2 separate regions of the Homo sapiens genome follow, and region 2 is linked to region 1. A link is an interaction called in ENCODE POLR2A ChIA-PET data of the cell type or tissue named here. Cell type or tissue: Panc1. All regions are shown on one strand. Links, peaks and the distances in the headings refer to the core of each region. The heading gives the core; the rest is flanking DNA.

The links. ChIA-PET counts read pairs that join two places held together with the same protein. Peaks named below come from ENCODE experiments on the same cell type or tissue, not always from the same donor. Only the 100,000 strongest peaks of a DNase experiment are listed, where the experiment ranks them.
Region 2: POLR2A ChIA-PET joins it to region 1 with 6 read pairs; 2 of 35 experiments call an interaction of 5 or more read pairs at or near these places.

The regions. Positions count from the first base shown.
Region 1 is chr12:76,376,849-76,385,250 of GRCh38, forward strand. OSBPL8 (oxysterol binding protein like 8) reads right to left here. Exons shown (of 24, transcript NM_020841.5): 15 at 7,406-7,502; 16 at 1,604-1,702. Among named protein-coding and RNA genes, the nearest start is that of BBS10, 33 kb to the left of the region's middle. In Panc1, for the core only: no CTCF peak of the experiment used is centred there; no DNase peak of the experiment used is centred there.
Region 2 is chr12:75,512,414-75,520,815 of GRCh38, forward strand. No RefSeq gene overlaps it. Among named protein-coding and RNA genes, the nearest start is that of KRR1, 5.0 kb to the left of the region's middle. In Panc1, for the core only: no CTCF peak of the experiment used is centred there; no DNase peak of the experiment used is centred there; H3K27ac peaks cover 1,177 bases.

The DNA.
Region 1 (8,402 bases), core at 1,610-6,609:
ACGTGCCATGGTGGTTTGCTGCACCTATCAACCCATCATCTACATTAGGTATTTCTCCTAATGCTATCCCTCCCCTTGCCCCCCACCTCCCAATAGGTCTCAGTGTATGATGTTCCCCTCCCTGTGCCCATGTGTTCTCATTGTTCAACTCCCACTTATGAGTGAGATCATGTGGTGTTTGGTTTTCTGTTTCTGTGTTAGTTTGCTGAGAATGATGGTTTCCAGCTTCATCCATGTCCCTGCAAAGGACATAAACTCATCCTTTTTTATGGCTGCATAGTGTTCCATGGTGTGTATGTGCCACATTTTCTTTATCCAGTTTATCACTGATGGGCATTTGGGTTGGTCCCAAGTCTTTGCTATTGTGAATAGTGCTGCAATAAACATACGTGTACATGTGTCTTTATAGCAGAATAATGTATAACCCTTTGGGTATATACCCAGTAATGTGATTGCTGGGTCAAATGGTATTTCTAGTTCTAGATCCTTGAGGGATAGCCACACCGTCTTCCACAATAGCTGAACTAATTTACACTCCCACCAACAGTGTAAAATTGTTCCTATTTCTGCACATCCTCTCCAGCATCTGTTATTTCCTGACTTTTTAATGATCACCATTCTAACTGGCATGAGATGCTATCTCATTGTGGTTTGATTTGCATTTCTCTAATGATCAGTGATAATGAGCTTTTTTTCATGTTGGTCACATAAATGTCTTCTTTTGAAAAGTGTCTGTTCGTATCCTTTGCCCACTTTTCATATTGAATAATTTATATGTTTTCATGAATCAGTTCCCAAAATAGAGGATAATTACCAAAAAAGGTATTTTTAAGATTTTAAGAAACCGGTTGGAAGGGAGGATACACATCATGACCACACTAAACTGATGCAAAATAGTTGAAAGTTCAGAGTGCAGAGGTAAACCACCTGGGTTCAGATCCTGACTTGCCACATTTTAGCTGTATGATCTCAGGCATATTAACCTCTCTGTGCTTCATTTTTCCTCTTCTAAAAAAGGGAATAATAATATTTCTATTTTATAGGAGCTGCTGAAATGATTAAATAAATGCATTGAACAGTTGGGTGCCTAGCATGTTGTAATGTTATAGATGACAATTATTATGTAATACCCTTATCTGTATTTTAAATAATGGGGCAAAAAGCATAATACATTAAGAAATTGCCAAATGAGGGTGAGAAAAATCTTTAAAAAACTTGGTACATTAAAAAATAGTAAATTAAAATTTTAAAAAAGCATGGTGGTGCAAAAAGATGAAAATCATCTTTACAGATTCTGAAATAATAGACGGTTTTGTCAAATTTGAAAATTTGCACATCAGGCAAGTGCAAAGAAATTCCATTATGATAAATCAGTCTCTTCTGACTAAAGTACACATCACAAAGAGTCCATTACAGGTGAATTAATTCACCGCAGAAATATTCAGCAAATGATAGCAATAATCTTAAATATCTGTAATCCAAGGATGCTTTCAAACAAAATGTAAGTCTGACTCCATCAATCACAAAGCATAACAAATCACAGCTACATACATTTACTTAAAAGGAAAGCTTAATATCTAATTCAAGTATAGAAAATATTTACCTTTACAATGAGCGTATGGCATTGTCATTACATAATCTTCACCTCTATTCAAGAAAGTTAACCGTGCTTCTCCCTCTAATATTGCAGATAATGAGTTTCCTGAAATAAAATGTTGTTTATTAAATTTCACAAAACTTATTCAACCAATTCAAAACAAACAAAATATATTTAGAACACCTACCAGACATCTACAGTAGAAAGTCTTAAAAATGTCTCAATCTCAATGTGCCCAAACATGTATTCATTACCTTATATCCAAAACATATTTCATCCATATTCTCATTTTTACATAATGACTACTTTTAAAAGATACAGTTATGTGCTTTTTTTTTTGAGATGGAGTCTCTGTCACTCTGTTGCCCAGGCTGGAGTGCAGTGGAGTGATCTCGACTCACTGTAATCTCCACCTCCAGGGTTCAGCAATTCTCCTGTCTCAGCCTCCTGAGTGGCTGGGATTACAGGCGTGCACCACCATACCCAGCTAATTTTTATATTTGTAGTAGAGACAGGGTTTCCCCATGTTGGCCAAGCTGATTTTAACTCCTGACCTTGGGTGATCTGCCCACCTTGGGTGATCTGCCCACCTCGGCCTCCCAAAGTGCTGGGATTACAGGCATGAGCCACTGCACCCGGCCTGTTTTATGAGAGTTACAAGAAAATGAGAAAACATGTAGAATACTTAATCTTAATAAAACACTGTTTCACTGTATAGCCTAATTTTCTTTTTTGAATAAAACCATTATTTTTTAGCTGTAAGTCACATTACTTACAAATCTCAAGCTTTAAATGCTTATAATTAATCCTATAGACAATTTAGAAAAATAAAAAATATATATAAAGCACCAAAATGCAGTCAACGATAAAATACTATGGTAATTTCTTCTAAGTTTTCTCCTGTATGCATTTTCTCTCCTTCTATTCTCAGCTTTACTGAAGTATAAATTTACATACAGTAACTAACCCATTTTAAGTGTGAAATTTGAGTTTTGGAAATTGCAGAGTCATATAACCACCACCACAATCAAGATATAGAACTTCCCATTATCCCCAAAAAGTTCCTCCTTGCCCCTGAGCAGTCAATCCTTTCCCTTAGCCCCAGGACACCAATGGTGCATTTTAAATCACTGGCTTTACCTATTCTAGAATTCTGTACAGATGGCATTATAGAATATGTAGCTTGCTGTGTTTTACTTCCTTCAATTAGCACAATGTCTTTCAGGTTCATCCACATTGTTGTATAAGAATTCTATTCCTTTTTATTGCTAGTTAGCATTCTGTAGTTGTGATTATTTCCTTACTAGTTGATGGTCCTTAAGTTGTGTTTAGTCCTGGATTGTTATGAATAATGTTGTGTATACTTAAGAACATTTACGTACAAGTCTTTATGTAGACATCTATTTTCATTTTTCATGGGCAAATACCTAGGAGTGGAATTTCTGAGTTCATGGTAAATGTATGTTTAACTATGGACAATCATTTCTCCCATGTCAAAAAACATTTGACCATGTGTACAGGTCTACATCTGAACTCTATTGCATCCCATTAATTTATACATCTACCATTACGTCAATTCCACACTGTAATGATTACCTTAGCTTTATTCTAAAATCAGGCAGTGAAAGACCTTTCTTGTTCTTTTTCAAAATTGTTTGGCTGTTTTGGGTCCTTGACTTTTCAACGTAATTTGAGAGCCAACTTGCCAATATCTTCAAAAAAGCCTGCTTAGATTATGATTAGGATTGCACTGAGTCTATGGCTCAATTAAGGGAGCTCTATTATCTTAACACTATTAAATATCTCAATATATAAACATAGTCTATCTATCCATTTATTTGGATCTTCTTTAATTTTCCTCAGCAATGTTTTAGTCTTCAGTATACACGACTTACACATCTTTTATTAAATTTATTTTTAAATACATTATTTGGATGCTATTATAATTGGAGTTGTTTTTAAATTTCATTCTGAGCCAGGCATGGTGATGTGTGCCTGTAATCCCAGCTACTCAGGAGGCTGAGGTGAGAGGATCCCTTGAGCTCAGGAGTTTGAGACCAGCAACATAGTGAGACACTGTCCCAAAAAAAAAAAAAAAAAAACCCTCTGCAAGTATTCATTTCTAGTATATAGAAATACAACTGATTTTTCTTTTTTGACCATGCATCTTGAGACCTTACTAAATTCACTTATTAGTTGTATGAGCTTTTTTTGTATATTCTTGAAGATTTTCTATGTAATCTGGTATATAAATAGCTTATCTTCTTCCTTTCAATCTGTATGCTATTTTTCCCTTTAATTTGCCTACTGCATTGGCTAGGACCTCTAATACAATTTTGTATAGAAGTAATGAGAGTAAACATCCTTGCCTTGTTCTTGATCTTAGGTAGAAATTATTCAATTTTCACCTTAAAAGTATGAAGTTGGCTATATATTTTTCATAGATGCCTTTAATCTAGTCCTAGTTCCTTGAGGACTAAGAAATAAATAGGTGTTGAATTCTGTCAAATCATTTTTCCATATCTATCGAAATCACACTTTTCTTCTCTGTTATTCTATTAATATGGTAAATTACATTGTTTATCAGATGGTAAACCAACCTTGTATTCCTGAGATAAAATCCATTTCATCATATTATTCTTTTAATATACTGATCATGATACCTTTATTTATATGTCCATATATTATTCTCCCTATCTGTTGATTTGTTACTACTTAAGAATTTTTACATGTATAAGGATATTAGATCTGTAGTTTATTTTCTTGTAATCTCTGGTTTGGGGAATCAGGATAATCCTGGCCTCATAAAATGATCTGAGGAGTGTTTTTTCTTCTTCTATTTTATGCCAAAAATTGTGTAGAACTGTTATTTCTGCCTTAAATCTTTAGAAGAACTCAAGACATCTGGGCCTGGAGTATATCCTTGAAGAAATATTTTACATTACTAAATCAATTTATCTGATATAAAGCTATTACAATTTTACACCACTTCTTGGGTCAGCTGTGGTAATTTGTGTCTCTTAAGAAATTTGTCCATTTCAAATTTCTATCTCTTTTAATTCTGTCTATTTTTGCTTCATTGAAGTTCTGTGATTAGATACACAGGCATTTATGATTATTATGTTATCCTGACGTACTGAACCTTTTTATTTCATTATGAAATGTTCTTTATCTCTATTAACACTTTTTGTTTTGAAATCTATTTTATTAATATACTCACTTAACCCTACTTGTACTTAATACTTGCATAGTTTAGCTTTTAACTTTTACTTTCCATTTACTTTCTTTTTTTTTTTTTCCTTTCTTGAGACAGAGTCTTGCTCTTGTTGCCCAGGCTGGAGTGCAGTGGCATGATCTCAGCTCATTGCAACCTCTGCCTCCCGGGTTCAAGTGATTCTCCTGCCTTAGCACTCCAAGTAGCTGGGATTACAGGTGTACACCACCATGCCCAGCTAATTTTTGTATTTTTAGTAGAGACAGGGTTTCACCATTTTGGCCTGGCTAGTATTGAACTCCTGACCTCAGGTGATCCACCCACCTTGGTCTCCCAAAGTGCTGGGATTACATGCCTGAGCCACCATGCGCGGCCTACTTTCCATTTACTTTCAGCCTATTTGTGTGTCTACATTTAAGGTATGTTGGTCCTTGCTGTTTTAGCTAATCTGATAATCACTGTCTTTAAATGAGATTATTTGGGCCATTAAGACTGATACAATCATATTATTGGGTTTTAGTCTATCATTTTGCTATGTGTTTTCTATCTGTCCCCTCTGATTTTTGTTCCTTGATTGGGCTTTCCTGTTTCTTTTATACATTATTTAAATTATTGTTTAAATTTTTTAAAGAATTTCATTTTAATTTTCTTACTGATTTTTTACCTATACTTTTTGGTGGCGATTTTTCTTTGTGTGTGTGTGTGTTTGCTCTAGTGTAGGGCTTCTCAATGGTAGCACTACTGACATTTAGGGGACTGGATAATTATTTGTTGTAAGGGGTTGTTCTGTGCATTGCAGGATGTTTAGCAGCATTCCTGGCATCTACCTACTGGATCTCCCAACTGTGAGAACCCAAAATGTCTTCAGACATTGCCAAATGTCTCCTGAGGAGAACCACTGCTTTAGGGATTACAATATTAATCTTTAAAATGTCACAGTCGGCTGGGTGCAGTGGCTCACGCCTGTAACCCCAGCACTTTGGGAGGCTGAGGCGGGTGGATCACTTGAGGTCAGGAGTTCGAGACCAGCCTGACCAACATGGTGAAACCCCATCTCTACTAAAAATACAAAAATCAGCTGGGTGTGGTGGTGGGTGCCTGTAATCCCAGGTACTTGGGAGGCTGAGGCAGGAGAATAGCTTGAACCCGGGAGGCAGAGGTTGCAGTGAGCCGAGATTGTGCCATTGCACTCACAGTTAATCTTTGACCACTTTATATAGAATAGAAAATTTTGCTATCTCTAGGTCCATTCTCTTCCAGGGCTGTGTACTGTAGTTACATGTGTTAAATCTGCATATGTTATAAAACTCACAAGATAATGCTGACATTTCTGTTTTGAATGGTTACATGTATTAAAAGGAAAAAATAAGAAAAAATGTCTTTTGAATTTACCCATATGTTTACCAATTCTGACGATCTTAAATTCATTCTGGATTTAATAGATTCTTTCAAATTATAAAGGAACAGATAGCTCTGATGTATATAAATTGTACTATAACACAGAAAAAAGGCCCACTGATGAAGTAATCCCAGAAAGTGAGCTATGCACCTCGTACTCAATAAAAATTTCTATAAGGGTAGAACACACACTCAGAAAAGCCATTTATACTATAGTCAGGGTAGAAGAATGGAGGGATGAAAGGTGAAGTAGGTAAGAAATATATCAAATATGAAATATAGATAAACTTAAGGGGAAAAAAACAAGCAATCACCATCTTAAACAAAACAAGGTTAAAAAAAAAAAAACCCAAAACCAAACCAAAACGAACATCAAGGGAAATAAAAGACACCTTGAAGAAATATAACAATACACACCACGTTCCTGATCAAAAACTACTCTTAGATATCCCTGTTGCAGACTGAACTATGGCTCACCACACGCTCAGGTAACCAGACCTTGGATTTCTGTTTACATACTTTATTTTTCCTTTTTTATCATAATGATTTTTTTCACTCAGGTTTAAAATTCTTTGGTTGAAATTTAATTGTTCTTCTTCATTTAAATATTTTTTAAAACTATATAAAAGCATTTTAAGGTTAGATATGTTTTACTGGTATATAGCTTTGGCAATGATTTGTTTGAACTATCAAAGTTTTTATATTAATGTTTCCTACTATAACCATTTCTCTATTTTCCCTTGTACTTGCAAACAGTTTTTTTGGTATGTTATTTAGTCCAAAGTTAAATATATTTACTGACTGACCCTGGGCCAGGTATCGTAACCATACTTGGATTCTTCCTCTCTGTTCAAAGACTAAAATAGAAAGACTAATCCCTTAGATACACTGAAATGAAACACAAAAAACTGGCCAGACTAAAGGCAAAAGAAACACTTTATGCACTAAAGGGCTATAATGGGCAATCATTCTGTCTTTTCATAAGAAATGTTTGTGATATATTCACATATATGTGATGAATACATAAGCCACACCTTTATTTATGAGTGGGCAGAAAAAAGCCATTATTCAAGGAAAGATGATACTTAAAATGACAAACTCCTTGTTGAAAATAGCCCATGACACTGCCTAAATAAAAGCTCACCAGAAAATAATACCTCCCAGGAGAGGGTGCAAGTTGGGACGGGAAAACTCACCATAAAACTTAGACTTAGCCAGGATACTACCGCTAAGGCAAAATCCATCTTTTCGATTACTAACATAAAAGGCAGATATTGGTGGATGATGGGACACCTATTAAACATAAGAAAAACATGCATATATAAAATATAAAAACATGTTTATATAAAATATAAAAAGATAAGCATATTATTGTGCCATTATCAAAAGTTCAAGTCTTATAATGAGTAAGAAAAAACATTTAATAAGTAGTAAAAATTAAATATTGATGGTTATAGTAACCAGCCTCCTGTCTCCTAATGAGACCCACCCTCCTGGTAGTCACATAGGCCCCTCTTATATTGTACTGAAGTTGGTTTGTGTGGAAGTGACACTATGTAATTTCTGAGATTAGGTTACAAAGCACCTTCCATGCTGGGGGCTGTCTCTCTGCCTATCTCTCAATCATTAGTTCTGAAAAGCCAGCTTTGAGATTGTGAAAAACCCTACAGAGAGGGCTACGTGGTGAGGAACTGAGCTCTTCTGTCAACAGCCAGGTGATGAACCTGGACGTGAATCTTCCAGCCCAGTCAAGCCTGTAGATGACTGCAAAGCTGGCTGACAGTTTGACTGCAAGCTCATTAGAAATCCTGAGCAGGAACCACCCAACTAAGCAGCTCTCAGATTCCTGTACCTCATCATATAAGATAATAAATACTGCTTTAACTCAGTTTTGGCACTAATTTTTTAGACAGCAATGGATAACTAATACAGTGATTAGTCTTCATATGGATTACTGAATGACTATAGGAAACAAAAACAAAAAACATGTTATTTAATAATCTAATGCCTTCAACAATATATTTACTTCTAATGTTCTCTTACATGAGACAAACTAAAATCAGCATTTCAAGCTTCTTAATTTCATGAAGAATTAAATCATTGAGTTTTAAAAAATTAATATAGATAAGTGGTTTTGACTTGAGGGGGTTATCAAAACCTCTAGGAGAAGAAGGTTTTTCAAAGAACACATGG
Region 2 (8,402 bases), core at 2,061-7,060, 860 kb before region 1:
GATTTTATTGCTTGCATTTCTAAAATTTTCTGCAGCAAATAGGGAAAGTCTTTGATAGGTTAAATTCCTTGCATTAGTGAAATACACGTTTGTCTGATAAATCCACTCTCGTGTATCTTATACAATAATTTAGGTTTTCATATATGAGATCCAGGTATGAAACAGATTGTTACATATGGACAGAAGAACCCACGACAGAGGGGTTTTTTGTTTTTATCCTGTGAGTTTTATAAATGACAGGGATTTTATCTCTGTTCTTTTAATTTCCTCAAAAAATGATAAATTCCTAAAATAGAACAGATAGCAGCAGGTGAAAGTTATAAAGTGAGGAGTACACCTCATGAAGCAGGTTTTTATCATTCTTATTTTAAGTAACTCAATCACTAATAAGTGGAAGGCCCGTCTTCAAGTTCAGGCAGTTTGACCTAGCAGCTTCAGGGGGCTACTATTCATTAGGAGCTTCAAATGTGTTAGAGGGCTGATAGGGATTAAGGGGAGGGAATAGTCTAGAAATAATATTTGTGTTAAAGCCCTTTATTTTATAGCAAAATTTTCTACATAGGCTTTTCTTCCCATTTACGTGTATATTTTTAATCTTAGTATTGCTATTATTTGAGGAATATTGAGAATATGATGGAGATGGGAAAACGAAAACCCACCCATCCTTTTCTTGGCACTATTGAGTCTGTTTGTAAAACCCAACCTTTTAATTACCATACTATGCAGAGCCCACAGTTCACCTGTCCCTTTTTGAAATTTTTACATCTTTTTCCAAATCATTACTGAAAGGGGTGTAAAAACATGGATAATAATTGAGTTCTAAGATTCTCTAACGTCCTCAAGACCTCCTATTATAGATGACACCACACTAAAACTGTCTGCTTTCCAAAGGAAAAGATTCATCAGGCTCCTACAATAAGTTATTTCAGTATTAAGTGATTCTTTCCCTTCCCTAACTCAAAAGCCCTCATGTTGTCCACCAACTGAATATACAATATAAAAACAATATATGATTGGAAGTTAAGTGAATTTTTTTAAGTCTGTTACTTGCCTTCCAGAACCCATAATCTAACACAAGTTATATCACAGGAATAGGGAGTTATCTTACATATAGGATATAAAAGCTTTTACTAAAAAATGAATCCTGCAACAAAAATCACAAATTAATTTAAAAATATTAATTATAATGACTATTAATCATATACTGAAGGGTATATATAATTATACAGTACTTTTTCCTCTGTGATAATATGAGATAAAATATAGCAAGATACTAATTTGATGCTAGTAGTTATAAGAAGTAATGTATAAAAATTAAATGAATAGAAAATTGCATGAGACTGAGAGGCTGAAGCTTTTCCTTAGTACACATACATTTTTTTTTCAGTTTTAAAACAGACTCTGATGCTTAAATATTGTTACTCATTAACTGAATTTTCATATTTTGGCTTGACAAGCAGGAATAGCACATATATATATACTTACTAAAAATTAAAATTGACAGTCAAATTGAATGAGAACAACGTTTCAACAATTTGCTTAGACTATGTTTTAAGCAATTTTGAAGAAAAATTTTAAAATAAACGTGGTATGGAATAAACAAATTCCGAAATTAATTCGACTAGTTCTTCTAAGAATTAAACATTGTAACCAATATTACATATGAGTAGTTTAAACTTTTAAAACCTCTTAACAATAGTTTCCACATGTGGGAACTATTTGCTCTAGATTCCTTACTTTGGAAAAGAGCAGATCTAATTTCAACATCTTCCAAAAATTCATTAGAATTGAAAGAACAATTTGATTTTAAATAAATATTGAATAATGACTAAAAATTATAAATATTTATTGAATACATATTGAAAATAAATATTGAAAAATCTCCTAAAATCACCTTAGAAGACTATAAACTCAAAAGTGATTATCAAAATGACAGTGTCCAAATTTTCATCTCAATTTCAATGATTCACTGATTATAAAGTATTCAAAATAATAATTTAAAATTTAAAATGATGAGAAATAGGGTAAAAAAATAAAGGATATAAAAGAGGGCAAAATATTCGCAAAACATTTAATGGGTTGATTACAATAATATTCAAGGCGATAAAAAGATGTAAGCAATTCAATCAAAAAATGAGGAAAGCCCGAGGGCAGTGGCTTACGCCTGTAATCCCAGCACTTTGGGAGGCCGAGGCGGGCGGATCACGAGTTCAGGAGATTGAGGCCATTCTGGCTAACACGGTGAAACCCCGTCTCTATTAAAAATTCAAAAAATTAGCGGGGCATGGTGGCACGCACCTGTAGTCCCAGCTACTAGGGAGGCTGAGGCAGGAGAATCGCTTGAATCCAAGAAGCAGATGTTGCAGTGAGCCGAGATCATGCCACTGCACTCCAGCCTGGGTGACAGAGCAAGACTCCATCTCAAAAAAAGAAAAGAAAAACGGAAAATATATTAGTAGATATTTGTGATGGTTAATTTTAAGTGTTAACTTGACTGGGTAATATTGTCCCGATATTTGGGCCTACATTATTATGGATGTTTCTGTGAGAGTACTTTTAGATGAGATTAACATTTAAATCAGTGAACTTTGAGTAAGGTAGATTGTCCTCTATATACTGTGGGTGGTCCTCATCCAATCAGTTGAAGACCTGAATAGAACAAAAACATTGACCTCCCCTGAGAAAGAAGAATTGTGCAGCAGAAGTCCCTTGTACTTGAATTGCAGCATTGTCTTGTCTTTGTCTCCAGCCTGCCAGCCTACCGTGCAGATTTTGGACTCGCCAGCCTCCATAATCATGTGAACCAATTTTTTAAAATAAATAAAAATAAATTACACACACACACACACACACACACACACACACACACACATTGGTTTTGTTTCTCTGGAGAGCCCTAATACAACAATTTATAGTAGAGCTAATCCAAATGACTGACGAACATATGATGTTCAACCTCACTACTGTCAACAAAGTATACAGACTTAACAATGAAATATCACTTCTCACCCACCAGATTGAAAAAAAAGAAAAGAAATAAAAAACATACATTTAAAAAAAATACTGCTAGAGGAAAGAATAGTCTCATACATGGCTAGTGCAAATGTAAACTGTTACTGCCTTTTTGCAGAGCAATTTAGCAATATAAAATACACACATATGGTTCTGCAGTAATTCCACACCAGATAAACTATTGAATAGAAATAAAGGACCATTCAATTAGAATGTTTCTACAATAGTGTTGATTACTACCTTCTATAAAAGTAGTTTAGTGAAATATACTTTGGAGCCATACTGACTAGTTTGCCACCTATTGGCTATATAGCCTGGGGCGTTTCTTACCTACTCCTGCTCAGTTTTCTAAAATGGGGAGAATAACCTAACCCCTCAGTAGCTTAATACATGTAAAGCGCAAAAAAAAAAAAAAAAAAACTTAGCACATGATAAACACTTAATAGGTGTTAGCTATTATTGTTTATACTGGCAAAAAGTAAAAGCATTTAAACTATCAATTAGGGATCTAGTTAAATAAATTGATATTACTTTCATAACCATGGGCTATTATACAACCATTTATAAGAATTAAATCTATATGAAAAAATACATAGAATATTGAGCAATAAAAGCCAGATATGTAATATAAACATACACATACACACACGTATATATAATATGATCTCATTTTTCTAAGGCAAACCATTCATTTATTCAACAAATATTTACTGAGCATCTATGACATTCAAGACACTGTTCTAAATACTTGGTTATATTCTATGTGCTGAATATAATATATGAATACATGAGTTTGTATGTGATTGTACAATAAAAAAATTGGGACAGATACACATTAAGATTTTAAGACTGGCTAACTTAGAGATGAAGATGATTAGAAAAGAAGATGAAACTAGGCAAAAAGACAGAAGAAGATGTCCATGATAAAATAGCATGTATAAAATGATACTATTTACATACAACTGTATGTGTGTGTGTGTGTGTGTTTGTGTGTTTCTGTATGAAAAGATGGTCATCTAAATGTTGACTATGTTACCTCTCAGTATAGAGACATTTCAAAGTATGGCAATTAAATGGCAATACAGTTGTAAATCAATCACAATATACATCATTTTTCTTTAACATCCTAGGAAATCTGAACATAAATATGTAAATAAATAAGCAAATAGAATATGTACTTAAATGACACTAAAAGGGGAAAGAAAAATGGACATCTCTAAAGGGTTTCTTGGCACAAATCTAGAATCTAGATTGGAAAGCCCTTGGGTCACAGCCACAGGCAGGCCTTTCTTTTTCTTTTGGAGACAGAGTCTCGCTCTGTTGCCAATGCTGGAGGGCAGTGGTGCCATCTCAGCTCACTGCAAACTCTACCTCCTGGGTTCAAGCAATTCTCCTGCCTCACCCTCCCAAGTAGCTGGACTACAGGCGCCTGCCACCATGCCCGGCTAATTTTTGCATTTTTAGTAGAGATGGGGTTTTGCCATGTTGGCCAGGCTGGTCTTGAACTCCTGAACTGAGATGATCCACCCACCTCAGCTTTCTAAAGTGCTGGGATTATAGGCATGCCCTTTTTGATTGTGACTTCTCTCCTCTTTAGCCTCTTAAGCAATCTAGACCCACATGCAGCCACAATCATCTTCCTGTGAGAAATCTGCTCTACTTGTTCTTACCCTGCTTATTCATTTTCCCAGGGAAAGCACAGATTGTCCTCACAACAACTCTCCTTTGGAATTAAAGACCTTAATTCTCACGGTAACCAGAGGGTAGAGGGGAAAGAAAGAGTAAGGATGAGATTTAACAATGTCTTTGGAGAGTGTATTATCTCTTATTAAAGCAAACAGGAAAATGGCAAATAAATGTGGTTTATTTTTATTTAACATTTCTACACTGATTTATCAGAGATAAAAATTAATTTTGCACAGTAATCTACTTTCTTGCTAACTTTATTTTCTTTTTTAATAATCTAGATAGGATTTCTCAAGTACATAACGTTGACACATTTTTATTTTCTTTTTTTATTATACTTTAAGTTTCAGGGTACATGTGTACAATGTGCAGGTTTGTTGCATATGTATACATGTACCATGTTGGTGTGCTGCACCCATTAACTCGCCATTTAAACATTAGGTATCTCTCCTAATGCTATCCCTCCCCCCTTCCCCCACCCCACAACAGGCCCTGATGTGTCATGTTCCCCTTCCTGTGTCCATGTGTTCTCATTGTTCAATTCCCACCTATGAGTGAGGACATGTGGTGTTTGGTTTTTTGTCTTTGCGACAGTTTGCTGAGAATGATGGTTTCCAGCTTCATCCATGTCCCTACAAAGGACATGAACTCATCATTTTTTATGGCTGCATAGTATTCCATGGTGTATATGTGCCACATTTTCTTAATCCAGTCTATCATTGTTGGACATTTGGGCTGGTTCCAAGTCTTTGCTATTGTCAATAGTGCTGCAATAAACATACGTGTGCATGTGTCTTTATAGCAGCATGATTTATAATCCTTTGGGTATATACCCAGTAATGGGATGGCTGGGTCAAATAGTAATTCTAGTTCTAGATCCCTGAGGAATCGCCACACTGATTTCCACAATGGTTGAACTAGTTTACAGTCCCACCAGCAGTGTAAAAGTGTTCCTATTTCTCCACATCCTCTCCAGCACCTGTTGTTTCCTGACTTTTTAATGATCGCCATTCTAACTGGTGTGAGATGGTATCTCACTGTGGTTTTCATTTGCATTTCTCTGATGGTCAGTGATGATGAGCATTTTTTCATGTGTCTTTTGGCTGCATAAATGTCTTCTTTTGAGAAGTGTCTGTTCATATCCTTCGCCCGCTTTTTGATGGGGTTGTTTGTTTTTTTCTTGTAAATTTGTTGGAGTTCATTGTAGATTCTGGATATTAGCCCTTTGTCAGATGAGTAGATTGCAAAAATTTTCTCCCATTCTGTAGGTTGCCTGTTCACTCTGATGGTAGTTTCTTTGGCTGTGCAGAAGCTCTTTAGTTTAATTAGATCCCATCTCTCAATTTTGGCTTTTGTTGCCATTGCTTTTGGTGTTTTAGACATGAAGTCCTTGCCCATGCCTATGTCCTGAATGCTATTGCCTAGGTTTTCTTCTAGGGTTTTTATGGTTTTAGGTCTAACATTTAAGTCTTTAATCCATCTTGAATTAATTTTTGTATAAGATGTAAGGAAGGGATCCAGTTTCAGCTTTCTACATATGGCTAGCCAGTTTTCCCAGCACCATTTATTAAATAGGGAATCCTTTCCCCATTGCTTGTTTTTCTCAGGTTTGTCAAAGATCAGATAGTTGTAGATATGTGGCATTATTTCTGAGGGCTCTGTTCTGTTCCATTGATCTATATCTCTGTTTTGGTACTGGTACCATGCTGTTTTGGTTACTGTAGTCTTGCAGTATAGTTTGAAGTCAGGTAGCGTGATGCCTCCAGCTTTGTTCTTTTGGCTTAGGATTGACTTGGCGATGTGGGCTCTTTTTTGGTTCCATGTGAACTTTAAAGCAGTTTTTTCCAATTCTGTGAAGAAAGTCATTGGTAGCTTGATGGGGATGGCATTGAATCTATAAATTACCTTGGGCAGTATGGACATTTTCACGATATTGATTCTTCCTACCTGTGAGCATGGAATGTTCTTCCGTTTGTTTGTATCCTTTTTTATTTCATTGAGCAGTGGTTTGTAGTTCTCCTTGAAGAGGTCCTTCACATCCCTTGTAAGTTGGATTCCTAGGTATTTTATTCTCTTTGAAGCAATTGTGAATGGGAGTTCACTCAAGATTTGGCTCTCTGTTTGTCTGTTATTGGTGTATAAGAATGCTTGTGATTTTTGCACATTGATTTTGTATGCTGAGACTTTGCTGAAGTTGCTTATCAGCTTAAGGAGATTTTGGGCTGAGATGATGGGGTTTTCTAAATATACAGTCATGTCATCTGCAAACAGGGACAGTTTGACTTCTTATTTTCCTAATTGAATACCCTTTATTTCCTTCTCCTGCCTGATTGCCCTGGCCAGAACTTCCAACACTATGTTGAATAGTAGTGGTGAGAGAGGGCATCCCTGTCTTGTGCCAGTTTTCAAAGGGAATGCTTCCAGTTTTTGCCCATTCAGTATGATATTGGCTGTGGGTTTGTCATAGAAAGCTCTTATTATTTTGAGATACGTCCCATGAATACCTAATTTATTGAGAGTTTTTAGCATGAAGGTTGTTGAATTTTGTCAAAGGGATTTTCTGCATCTGTTGAGATAATCATGTGGTTTTTGTCGTTGGTTCTGTTTACATGCTGGATTACGTTTATTGATTTGCGTATGTTAAACCAGCCTTGCATCCCAGGGATGAAGCCCACTTGATCATGGTGGATAAGCTTTTTGATGTGCCACTGGATTTGGTTTGCCAGTATTTTATTGAGGATTTTTGCATCAATGTTCATCAGGGATATTGGTCTAAAATTCTCTTTTTTTGTTGTTTCTCTGCGAGGCTTTGGTACCAGGATGATGCTGGCCTCATAAAATGAGTTAGGGAGGATTCCCTCTTTTTCTATTGATTGGAATAGTTTCAGAAGGAATGGTACCAGTTCCTGCTTGTACCTCTGGTAGAATTCGGCTGTGAATCCATCTGGTCCTGGACTTTTTTTGGTTGGTAAGCTATTAATTATTGCCTCAATTTCAGAGCCTGTTATTGGTCCATTCAGGGATTCACCTTCTTCCTGGTTTAGTCTTGGGAGGGTCTATGTATCGAGGAATTTATCCATTTCTTCTAGATTTTCTAGTTTATTTGTGTAGAGGTGTTTATAGTATTCTCTGATGATAGGTTGTATTTCTGTGGGATCGGTGGTGATATCCCCTTTATCATTTTTTATTGCATCTATTTGATTCTTCTCTCTTTTCTTCTTTATTAGTCTTGCTAGCGGTCTATCAATTTTGTTGATCTTTTCAAAAAACCAGCTCCTGGATTCATTGATTTTTTGAAGGGTTTTTTTGTGTCTCTATCTCCTTCAGTTCTGCTCTGATCTTAGTTATTTCTTGCCTTCTGCTAGCTTTTGAATGTGTTTGCTCTTGTTTCTCTAGTTCTTTTCATTGTGATGTTAGGGTGTCAATTTTAGATCTTTTCTGCTTTCTCTTGTGGGCATTTAGTGCTATAAATTTCCCCCTACACACTGCTTTAAATGTGTCCCAGAGATTCTGGTATGTTGTGTCTTTATTCTTGTTGGTTTCAAAGAACATCTTTATTTCTGCCTTCATTTCGTTATGTACCCAGTAGTCATTCAGGAGCAGGTTGTTCAGTTTCCATGTAGTTGAGCGGTTTTGAGTGAGTTTCTTAATCCTGAGTTCTAGTTTGATTGCACTGTGGTCTGAGAGACAGTTTGTTATAATTT